Linked DNA regions of Mus musculus: region 1 is linked to region 2. Evidence: chromatin contacts called from ENCODE Hi-C or POLR2A ChIA-PET data. All regions are on one chromosome and are shown on one strand. The core of a region is the stretch at or near the end of the contact, and the rest is flanking DNA. Distances in the headings are between cores, read along the strand shown. Region 1 overlaps Gm32677 (a long non-coding RNA gene). Region 2 has its middle 18 kb from the start of Gm32564.

Region 1 (6,106 bases), core at 622-3,121, 46 kb before region 2:
CAGAGGGTCTAACCTGTTCTATCTTTTCCTCCTCTGCCCAGGCAATGCAGGTGACTGAACCTTTCCATTTGGTGGATGTATTCCGGCCACACCTTGTTGGTGGCTGTCCATCTCGCACCTTTCCTTTCCTATTTTAGCGGACACCGTGAGTTGTTTTCTCTCTGTCTTCAATTCCTGAGCCAAATTTCTTTCCTTTCTTTCTTTCTTTTTGTTTTTTTTTTCTTTTTGATTGTTTTCAGTTTTTTTGTTTTTTGTTTGATTTGCCTTGGTTTGGTTTGGGGACATTTCTTTAAGTGTTTGTCCGCCACTCAAGATTCCTCTGTTGAGAATTCTGTTTATCTCTGTACCCCATTTTTAAAATTTGGGTTATTTGGATGTTAGTGCCTAGTTTCTTGAGTTCTTTATATATTTTGGATATTAGGTCTCCACTGGATGTAGTGAAGATCTTTTCCCCAATCTGTAGGCTGTTGATTTGTCCCAACAACAGTGTCCTTTGACTTAGAGAAGCTTTTCAGTTCCATGAGGTCCCATTTATTAATTTTGACCTTAGTGCCTGAGCCATTGTGCTCTGTTCAAGAAGTTGTGTCCTGAACCAACGAGTTCAAGAATATTCCCCAGTTTCTGTTCTATCAGATTAATTAAGTGTTTCTGGTTTTGTGTTGAAGTCTGTGATCCCTTTGGACTTGAGTGTTGTGCAGGGAGATAAATATGAATGTATTTGCATTCTTCCGCATGCAGACATCCATTTAAACCAATGCCATTTGTTGAGGATGCCTTCTTTATCCCACCATCTGGTTTTGGCTTCTTTGTCAAAATTCAAGTGTCTGTAGGGGTGTGGATTTATTTCTGTCTTCAGTTCAATTTTTGATTTTTCAAGACAGAATTCCTCTGCATAGCCCCAACTTTTCTGAAACTGGATCTGTAGACCAGGCTGGCCTCAACTCACAGAAATCTGCCTACATCTGCCTGCCTCTGACATGCTGAGATGAGCCATCACCACCCATCATCACCAGCATCCTTTCTTATTATCTATGTTATTTCTTATTATCCATTATCTTTAAGGCCTCAATCTAGAAGAATGACAAATGTCACTCAAACTCCTGTCAGGGACTTCAGACAGAGACAGACCTGGAGTCAGACTGGAACTTGGAACTGTGTGTGCGCTTGGGTGAGCTAATCTCCCCGAGCTTTGTTCTGTTATCTACTCCTTCAACAATTCTTTCAATGGATGCTCTGGCTGGTTTTCAGAGAAAGAATGTGTGCAAAGTACCTGCTGTTCAGCTAATACGGAATGAATGCTATCTGAATGAATGCTATCTGTTATTGTTGCTTGCCTTAACATCAGCGCCTGCCCCCTCCCCCTGTCCCCTCCCCCGTCCCCTCCCCCTGCCCCCTCCCCCTGCCCCCTCCCCCTGCCTCACTATCACCCTTTTTCTCTGGCAGAAGGGCACTGACCTATAACCCAAATAGCTTATTCTCTTGGCTAAGGTGAGGTGGGTACCGCCCAGGAAAAAGCAGAAGATAGAACCTGTCCCATCCACTCTACCCTCTGAGTCATATTGTTTTGGGAAAAGGGCAATTACAGCTAGGTGAGACCGGAGAGTCATACAGTCAACCACCCTTCCTGCCTACAATGAGCGTGTAGAGATGTTTGTCAAAACTTGAAGACTTTGGGTGCTAACAGTCATCCCGAGACCTAGTCCTCCTTCCAGATGCCTCTGCATGCCTCGCTATAACCACAGCCAGTGCCTCCAGCGCATGGGTCCCTGCAGATGCGCTCCTTGGCGCATCCTTGGCTGAACTGCTGAATCTTCTCACTGGCACTGGTTTAGTTTCTCTGCAGATTTCAGTGCCCTTGGGGGATGAAACTTGGCTGAAATTCACAGGCAAAAGTCCACCTCCCATTCCAGAACAGAGAGGAAAACCAGACCTGGAAGGGTCTGGGCCAAAGGAACTCAGAAAGCCTTTCTCTTGGGTCAGCCCTTTCCCTGAGCCCCGGAGCCTTCTGCTGCCGGCTTGCCTGTGACCTCTCAGAAGAGCTTCATTTTCTCAGCATCTTGGGCCACACTGGCTCAACCTCGTGTCAGGATCCTATTGCATTAATAATGAGCCCCAAGCCATGGTCACTGTAGAGGAAATGATAAAAGAAATTCATCTCGATGCTTTAGTCAAGTCTGCGTAACTGAATCCCAGTTCTGATCAGCATCTATCAATAATCATTGGTTCAGGATATCATCTGCCGTAACTGGCGTTACATAAAGACATTTTATTAAAAACCGTACTGGCCTTTTCAGAGCAGTTGAATGACTCATGTGGGGAGTCAGCATGTCAGTATGCTCCATCTGTGGGGAGGAAAGCAGTAGTAAGAGTGGACAGTAATCACACATGCTCTAAAACACGCTTAGGAGCACGTGCTTGTGTGTGCACATGGGCGAGACCACAGGTGTGCTTAATGCTTGTGCTGGGGGTGTTGTGAGAACTCTGGATGTGTGTGTGTGTGTGTGTGTGTGTGTGTGTGTGTGTGTGTGTGTGTGTGTGCTTGCACGTGTGGGTTTAGCCAGAGCTATAATTACAGTGTTACTAAGGATGTGAGGTGTATTAGTTAAGATTTTGTCAGCACTTTTATTGTTAATACTTAGCGAGATTAGTCATTTTATTTGCTCCCTTTTAATGCCAAAAATGGAAGACAGCTGTTTGTGCACTAAAATCCCCCTTTTAAAAGATAGTTCTTTCTGTTTATCAGGCATATTTTGCCCCTGGGGAAATGTATTTTTAAATTGCACCGTCAAATGAAGTGAGACGGAAGGATTACTTTAGCTGTTACTTCTAAATAATAAGAAAACTTTAACATGGGGGAACGCTGCTAAGGGCTGGCGGGAAATATCTGACAGCACTCATAAGTACTCAGCCCTCCCTGCCCCCCCCCCCATTGGAAGGCTTCCTTGGAACACTCAGTCCCTAGATTCATCCTAAGTTCAATGGTAGACACATGGAAAAAGAAAAGGCTAGGATTGGTGGCTTGCATCAGATTCAGCCTCCACCAGGACAGGAAGCCATCTTTTGTGAGAGAGCCTTAGTCAATCAAATCCAAACCCTGTGCTTGTTGCTACGCTGGGGTTACTCATCTTCCAACTATAAACTTCCAGAATTTGTTTCCACTAGCATGTATTCAATATTTACCACCGAACAGGCCAGAAACTTAGAAGCTTAATTAAATTTTAAACAAAGCTCGTATTTATCATTTGTTCTTCGTCCCAACTTGTCAGGTTCCTCCGACAGAGGTAATATTTATATCTCCTCTGTGGATGTTTTGAAGACGTCATTCTTTTTATTCCGGGGGGAGGAGGGGGATAGTCATCTTGTTCCCCAACTCCAACAATGACCTAAGAGGAAATCTACCAGGCTGCTCTGTAGAAGGGGTGTTTTTTTAATCCCATAAAATAGCCCCAACTCTCAGTCAGGATACATTGTTATTGCTGAGGTAAAACCTAAAAGCCTGCAGCCACCGAACCATCACAAATCAGCACACCAAAGAAGTCTGTGGAACACAGTTCTGAGAAACTCAATGCGCAGCTGCTGGCCTCTCAACAGCTGGCTTCTTTGGCTTCTAAATCAAGTCAAATTCCTCTCAGGAGTCCTCCTGACGATATCGTAGAGGAGCAGTGTGACAGTATGAGGCCTGGTCATCTCTCTAGTGAGTGTTCCTCTGGCCGGCCTTTGGACGGCAGTGGTTCTATCCTTCTGCAGTTCTGTGGCTCCTGGGCCTGAGTCTCCTTTTCCTTTCTTCGTTGTCCTTCCTCCACAAGCCTGTGCCGGAGGCTGATTGCTGAACTCTGTAACATGCATCACCATCAAAATGTTAGAAGAAGTGCAGATGAAGTTGGGCTCAGAACTATGGAGGCTTGTTGAGTTCCTTAAGGAAGTTGTGTTTATTGGTGAACTTTGAGTCCCCTTGCTTTAAATGATGCCTGCCTTTGGAAAGCTAAGGAAGACCAGGAAATGAGCCAAAGAAGAAGAATCCCGCACAGTCCAAGGAAGCAGGGACAGAGGAGAGACTATGGAAGAGAACTTGGTAGTGATGTACCCAGAAAGGCTCAACTGAATCCTAGCTCTCTCTTCAGTGACCTGTGTGATCCTGCAGGAAGGACACTCCACCTCCCTGGGCTTCCTTTGCTCCTGATTCACTTGCCTGCCCCACTGAGCAAGACTCTAGAGTCCAGTGAGATGGCCTAACTGCCCGCCTCAAGAGAGCCTGAAGGATTATTATCACATGACATGAAAGAGGCTAAGAGGAAGCATGCGTAGGCATGGCTGAAGAACACCCAACATTCCCCAGATGCTGAGAATGGGTGGGGTTCACTCACTGAGAGGCAACACCCAGCTCTACCTCCTGAGGCTGAGGCAGACACCACAACCACCCAGTCAGTGGGTCCTTACTTTCCAGGTGTCTTAGCTGTTCAAACCCAGACACTCGTCAAGTATGTGTTGCATGAAGTTAAATTTATTCCTTCCCATCGCTTATAAAGGCTTCCACACACTGTGTTCTAAAGCACCAAAGAATTAAAATAGATTATTCTTGGTGACGTGAGAGACTCTCGCTAGATGTTAAAAAACAAAACAAAACAGTCTAGCCACCACAGTCCATAGAGAACACATGAAAATAACTGTTTGTGAACATGAGTCCATATTCCATGAGTTTACTCCAGAAGCAATCCTTCAGTCCCTAAGGTAGGGGGAAAACAGGATCAAACTGGAAAGGGGAAAGAGAGGCAATAAGGAAAAAGGAGAAAAGAAGAGGAAAAGGGAGGATCCTGTGGTGGGGAGATAGGGTGGGGAAGGAGGGAGAAAGAAAGAGAGACAGAGATGGGGGAGGGGAGAGAGAGAGATCAAAAGAAGAGAAGGGGTTACTAAAGGAGAGAGGGTATCTGAGCGAGCAGGAGGAGAGAAAATCGGGGAGGAAAGAAAGAGACCGAAGGCCAAGATACAGACATGGTACAGGATTGGCAGAGTAAAAGGTCTTCAGTGCTGTGTTGACACACTCGGTAAAGCTTTGAACGAGTATTAAGAAAACATGTTTGGCCATGGAGAAAATAGTTTCTTGTCTAGACGGGATGGTACAAAGACCCACAGGAAATTTTACAATCATTAACTTGTAAAATTTTGAATTATGCCAAATAAGGGGACATTACTCTTTTTCCATTTCTTATGGCTAAGTAAGTAAGTTAGATTTCTCTGTCAAAAACCATGTCCTTGTGTGTGTGTGTGTGTGTGGTGGGGGTCAGCCACCCAAGTGTCTTATCTCGGTAGTGTCAGTGAACACCTGTTAAGTTAACGTGTGCGGAACAAACACACTAAACGTGGAGACTCCCATGCTACCTCCCCAAGGCTATTGCTAGGGTCCTGTCACACAGTAGGAAGGGACATTTGTCATGGGCAGCCTGCTTCTGGACACGTTTATCCCGTTGTGATGTCCCAACCCCAATGTTCTCCGTAGTTCCTGTACAGTAAAACCCACTTCAAAGACCAACTCGACATCCCTGCTGAAGCTGTGAAGTCCAGTAGAACTTAATGATCTCATAGCTCCCTCCCCGTACTCCATCCCTTTCCCTCTCTCCCTCTCTCCCCCCTCCCTCTCTCCCTCTCTCCCTCTCTCCCTCTCTCCCTCTCTCCCTCTCTCCCTCTCTCGGTCTCCCCCCTCTCTCCCCCTCTCTCCCTCTCCCCCTTTCTACCCCCTCCCTCTTCTCCATCTTCTCCCTCCCCCCTCTCTCTCCCGACCCCTGGGACCTCCTAAAGGTCATTTAAAAGGAGGCAAGGATTAGACCTTAAATCACAGAGGAGAACCTTCCAGCCCAACGCTCCCATACAGGAAGCTTTGGAACGGCAGCACGGGCGGGAGGGAGGCCAGGGTCCCAGGGACTTCCATGCAGTGAAGGAGGAGTTCCATGCTCATGCAGGGATCCTCGACTGCCAGGCTGCCAGGCTCAGAATCCCTGAGGTCTAACCGTGGGGGTCCCTGAGAGAAAGCAGTCCGTTTAAGCCTGAATCATTTTGCTTCTGTCTGTCTTTTTTGCTTCCAGAAAAATAAAGATGGCTTTGGCCATAGTGT
Region 2 (6,142 bases), core at 3,406-5,905:
AACTCTCAGAGCCTACCCCCAGTGGTATCTTCCTCCAGCAAAGTTCCCCTACCTTCCCAAGCAGTCCCACCAACTGGAGACCAAGTTCATATGATTGAGCCTATGTGGGACACTTAATGTTCAAACCATGTAATCCTCTGTCCCCAAAGACACAAGAATGTTTTCCAAACTGTCAATTAGTACATTAGTTCATTGAGAAGCCTAGTAGCTTCTAACCGATATAAGTTTTATAGAAATACAGGAGAAAGTGAGAATGCATATCACATCAAACAGAGGGAATACAAGACTTTGTCAAAGAAAATCATGTATTTGTTTCCTAGATGAGATTATAAAATATACTTCTTACTGTATGTGATAGTTAAAACAAATATATGTATATATATATATATATATATATATATATATATATATATATATATATATATATATAGTAGCTATAGTAATATGGGCTCGGTGTTGTTTGTTGATTCGGTAAATGGCATTAATTTACTCCTAACCATAGTTCTATGAGGTCAGAATCATTATGCCCATTTTAAAGGTTAAAAAAAGTTAATGGTATACAGATGAAGTGCCTTATTGAGATAACAAAACTAAGACTGGGTCAAAAGTAAAATCTAGGCCTCGCAGATTATGAAACTGCAACTGACTACTCTAGAAATGGGTGGATATGGTGAGCCCACACAGTGTGAGAAATGAGGAGAAACTTGGCCTTGGAGCATGGGCAGGGGAGAAAGATGCTGGAATACTCAAATAGCAAGCAGAATAAAATCCCAGGAAGTAGGGAAGCACACAAGAAGGAATAATGGTGAACACTGAAAAATGGTCTCACCTTCAAGGAAGGGAAGACTGAAAGCTCGTGGAAATGAAGACTTGACTTGAAGAGAATAGCAGTAAGCTGAGAATGCAGCTGCTGAAGTGTGAGGGTAAATGAGAGACGAGTGTAGAGCAACTCAACTAGCCTTGGCTGTAGAGCAACTCACCAGTCTTGGTTCTCTCTGCGAGAATGGAGGATTATCAAAGGCAAATTGTCTGCACATTTCCCTTTGATATAAAATGTTCTGAGAACATCTGTGTATTGTCAGAAGAGGAGAGGTCAACACAAACAGAAGGGATGTGAAAGGTTCAGAGTTCCTACAGATATGGAAGGTTATAAAATATGATGAGAGATGGAGAAGACCAGCCTTGGGGCACCCTCTTTGGTTCAATCAGGATAAGGGAAAGATAATGGTGACTCAAGCTTTAATCCTAGCCCTCAGGAGCAGAGGAATAATACTCTGAATATGAGGTCAGCCTGAACCACAGAGTAAGACTGTGTCTCAGACAAACACACATCAGCAAGTCTATATTTACATTCAGGATATAGATGTCTGCATAGTCCTGAACTACACAACCAAAACAACCCCATTACAACCGAAGGAGAAGAACTACACAGTATCAAAAGAAGTGAATTCCAGTAGGGTGAGGAGGAAGGAGGGGCTCTGAGATAGCTGGATCACTGTATACCCTAGAGGACTCCAGAAAGGCTGGCATCCTTGAACTTCCAGTGATACCGGTCAGCAAACTTACTGGAAATAATCGGAAAATCTCTCAATCTGCTTTAGCTGTTTAACACAGTGGACATTGCACAACCAGAGCCTGACGTCATCCCGCCTGTGAACAGTTACAGATAAGCAAACGCTCAGCAAAGAGCCAAAGAAAAACATACATTCTGTGAAATTTACCAGAGCTTCTCATGTATAACGTCCAAAGCAAAGATGTAGGCTCATTTTTACACTCTTTTGAGCATTTCTTGCCTTCAGTGAAACTTCCTGGGGTTCTTTGAATTAGGATGTTCCCGTAGGCTCAGCATTTGGACACTTGGTTCCCAGTTTTTGGTACTGCTTGAGGAGAATTAGGGGGCCTAGCCTTTGTGGAGGAAGAACATCGTTGGGGGGGCCTCTCTCCACTTCCAGTTTACTCTCTCTGGTTCCTGTTCACAGCTGAAGATATGATCTCCCAGCTTCCCCCAGCTGCCACCAGGCCTGCTGCTTGCTTCCATGCTTCCTCCACCATGACGGACTCATTCCTCTGGTCTCTAAGCCTAAGTAGTCTGTTCTATAAGTCACCATTTTATGACAGCAACAGAGAAGAAATAATCCCATTCCCAATCTCACATTTAGCAGGCATAGAAGATGTCATTAATAGGACAGAGTTATGTCAGTTCAACAAGCAAATGCAACCAAAGCTTGGTCCAGGGAGCTAGAGAGATGGCTCATCAGTTAAGAGCACTTGATGCTCTTGCAGAGGATCCAAGTTCCGTTCCCACCACCCTTTTCTGACAGCTCAAAATTGCCCATAATTCCAATTCCAGGAGATTCGACACCCTCTTCTGTCCTCCATGGGTTCCCAAGCACTTGAGGCATACACTTACACACACACACACACACACACACACACACACACACACACACACACACACACACAAAGTTTTTAAATTGTTCAGTTATTCCACATTGGATTTGCAAGTGCCATCTCCCCTTCACTACATGGTTACTCAATATGAATAGGAAATATGGACATCAATCCCACATCAATAATAAAACCAGCTCACCAGCTAATACAGTTCATGAGAAATGCTCTTATTCCACCACCTTCACAGCCCACTGCCCACCTGCAAGTTGGTATTCTCTTGCTGCAGAGTTCTTATCATCTTCTGCAGAGCCCCCGGAGGTGCCAATATTGTACACAGACTGGCAGTGAAGTACGTACTACCTGATGCCCTCATTAAAGGCCACGATGGCTTCTGTAAGGCAGAATCATAGCCTCTTCCACTTTGTCAAGATGCTTACTGGTCTCAGAGCTGCCCAAAACAGAGCTTGACAAGTGTGTGGAAGACCCTTAAAACCCTCGGTGGACTCTTACCCCACTCCCCACACCCAAAATATCCCAATTTGATTGGCATCTAAAAGAGAAACATGAGCCCAGCTCAGTCCCCAGCACCCATGTGGCAGTTGACAACTGTCTGTAACCCCAGTTCCAGGAGATTCAATGCCTCTTCTGACCTCCACAGGATCCTGCATGCACACAGTGTACATTTGTATGCTCAGGCACACATGCATACACATAAAATCAAGTAAATATTAAAAATTAAAACATGAAACAGTGAAAGTGTCAGAAGAAAAAGGCGAGAAAAGAAAAACCTTTAACAGCTCCAAAGAGGCACTGTGCCATCCGTACGTAATTCTTTAAAACCCACATTTAAGCTGCAATGAGATCATCGTTCAACAATCTGATTGGCAAAGGTCAAAATCTTTTGAGGATTTGATTTTATTTAATTATATGTATAGGTGTGTGGCTCTGTGCTCACATGTGTACCTGTAACACATGGAGACCAGAAAAGGTCTGAATCTCCCCCCTCAGAGGCAGAGTTACAGGTAGGTGGGAGTGACCTGGAGAGGGTCTGAATGACCTTCGTCTGCAAGAGCTGATCCATCTCCAACCAAGACAATTTGACAATCATCACTGAACTTATTTGGGTCTGGAACTGACTCCCAGTGTTTATTTGGTGATACATTCTCACGGGTGACATGCAGCTTTGCTTGTAACAGCTAAGTATTGGAAACAAACTAAATGCCCTGGTGGAAGGCTAAGGCTGAGTTATGCCTTTAGACCTCCAGCATCTGGCAAGATTCAGAGAAGAATAGCATATTTAGATAGCATGCAGCCATCTGCATAATGGATTTGTAAATGCACAAATATGTATATATCCATATACTTGTGAGCATACAATATACTTAGAAATAAATAAATATATATGTGTGTGTGTGTGTGTGTGTGTATATATATATATATGTATATATGAGACTAATGGTTTGGAAAGAAATCAGATGCCTGGAAACAAGAGGAAGAAGAAGATTCTCTGGTCTATGTGGACATAATGAATTTTTAACAGCTAATAACAAACTCAAACTATCATCATTATCTAACAGACCAAATGAGAATAAACCAACTCCTATAAGCACAAAGCTGTCTCAATAGTATATGAAACATCAAGAAGACCATGTAAGCTCTGCAGACTTTTCTCTGAGCATAAACTGTAGCTAACCAATAATGCTTAATATTCTATTATGACAGAAACAACACCCTAGAATCATAGAGTCAAGGGTCGGAGAATAAAGGGTCATAGAACCAAGAGTCACAGAATTAAGGGTCATAGAATCAAGGGTCATGGTGCCCCTGCTTCCTGGAAAACAGAACAAAGCCATTCCTGCAGCAGACATACAAACCACAGTTGTATGACTGTGGCTTAGTTCCCATGTAAATTAAAAGGATCTGTTTGTTTCAGTGACTTGCAATAATAGCACCAGAAAAATTAAAACAAAGCAAAATTTCTCTAAATTGTCCTCCACCAAACCTGAGGAGCATTTCCTCTGTTCCCAGTCGAGAGAAAGCTACAACGGCCCCTGAGACAAACTTCAGACCAGTCAAAATCTCAGGCCTGAGACTGGTCTTAGAGCTTTGGGAAACTCTTTGTCTCCAGAGAGATCTGGCATGTTCTGTAGAGGCAAGGCCTAATGTGATTGCCAAGCAACCTAACAGTGAGACAGGACCACCGTTACTCGAGCTGCTTTGAGGAGCACGCCGGCCCTGCTGTCCAACAAAGCCGACTGCTCGGGAGGTGGGGAAGCAGTTTCATGTCTTACATTTCTCTCCTCCAGCGCTTTGAGCAACCACACTGGGCCGTGGATATTTATCCTGGCAGCTAGGTTCCCTATCTCCACCACCGAGGAAGCACTTCCCTGGGCTATAGACACTCAGCATGCTGACTCGTTATCCAAAAGGAAGTTCTGTTTGGTAAGAGGGGAGAGCATGCTCCTGAGCATGCGTGTAAACATGGTGTCAATCATTGTCAGAGGGACAAGAAGACAGTGCAGGACCTCGGATGCTGGATCCTGGGTAGAGGATGAGTCTGTTGGCTCCACACTGACTCAAATATCAAGATCTTTACATTTCCTAATAATTGTAATAAATTTTTCCTATTGTGCTACATCAGACACAATTTCTCTCTGTTTCATCGTATAGATCTGTAAGCCTGGAGGCTGGCGAGATGGCTCAGCAGGTAAGAGCACTGGCTGCTCTTCCGAAGGTCCTGAGTTAAATTCCCAGCAACCACATGATGTCTCACAACCACCCATGATGAGATCTGATGCCCTTTTCTGGTGCGTCTGAAGTTAGCTATAGTGTACTTAATTATAATAATAACTAAATCTTTGGGCCTGAGTGAACGGAGTTGACCAGAGCTAGCGAGTGAGCAGAGGTCCTAAAAATTCAATTCCCAACAATCACATGAAGGCTCACAACCATCTATACAGCTACAGTGTACTCACATACATAAAATAAATAAATCTTTTTTAAAAAGTTTTAAAACTGTAAGCCTGATTTACCTATGTTCGGGTTGTGCTATAATTCATATTTCTGTGCCTAACATTTTATCAGCCATGATGTGGAAAACCCATAAAATAAGCATATTTCAGAACTTAATAGACAAAAAATGAGAATGTAGGAATTGCATAGTTGGCCAGGCCTTATTGGCTCCTGCCATGGAGGCAGAAGTAGGCAGGTCAAGGCCAGCCTGGTCTACAGACTGAGTTCCAGGACAGCCAGGGCTACACAGAGAAACCCTGTCTTGAAAAAAAAAAGTGCATAGCTGTTGTTTGGGGGGGGGTCAGGTGGGGATCTGGTGATTTGTGGTTTAGCTCAGTGGTAGAGTGCTTGCTCAGCACAAAGCCCTGTATTTGATCCCTGGCACTTCATAATCTGGGTATAGTACTTCTGTAATCTGAACACTTAGGAGGTCAGAGCAAGGGGATATGGAAAGGGGTTGAAATCTGTCCTCAATGACCGGGTGGTTTCAAGACCTGTCTGGGATACATGAGACCCTGTGGAAGAAAGAGGGTGGGGAAAAGGTTTCTCTATGTAGCCCTGGCTATCCTGGAACTCAGTTTGTGGACTAGGCTCAGAGATCTGCTTGTCTCTGCCTCCCTAGTACTGGGATTAAAGGGTTATATTACCACACCCAGCTAAAGAGAGAGTTCAGCTTTTTTGTCTGTTTGGTTTTAGAGACAGGGTTTCTCTGTGTGGCCCTGACTGTCCTGAAACTAGC

What was found. A loop is a pair of places that touch in the nucleus more often than their neighbours do. ChIA-PET counts read pairs that join two places held with the same protein, here RNA polymerase II (POLR2A).
Region 1: a loop to region 2 is called in a map of heart, with 2.1 times the contacts of the local background. The contact joins two enhancer-like sites. A Hi-C loop is called at or near these places in 2 of 37 maps with a recorded cell type or tissue (gastrocnemius and heart). POLR2A ChIA-PET finds 5 or more read pairs at or near these places in 1 of 5 experiments (embryonic stem cell).

What each region holds. Positions count from the first base shown.
Region 1 is chr15:96,841,285-96,847,390 of GRCm38, reverse strand. It overlaps Gm32677 (a long non-coding RNA gene), which reads right to left. Exons shown (of 3, transcript XR_384401.2): 3 at 3,440-3,833. Among named protein-coding and RNA genes, the nearest start is that of Gm32677, 5.8 kb to the right of the region's middle. Within about 2 kb of position 1,871, at least 1 of the 3 ENCODE cell types and tissues checked has a DNase peak (open chromatin) inside an H3K27ac peak, as active enhancers do; it is gastrocnemius, where a contact is called at or near this core.
Region 2 is chr15:96,798,072-96,804,213 of GRCm38, reverse strand. No RefSeq gene overlaps it. Among named protein-coding and RNA genes, the nearest start is that of Gm32564, 18 kb to the left of the region's middle. Within about 2 kb of position 4,655, at least 2 of the 3 ENCODE cell types and tissues checked have a DNase peak (open chromatin) inside an H3K27ac peak, as active enhancers do; they include gastrocnemius, where a contact is called at or near this core.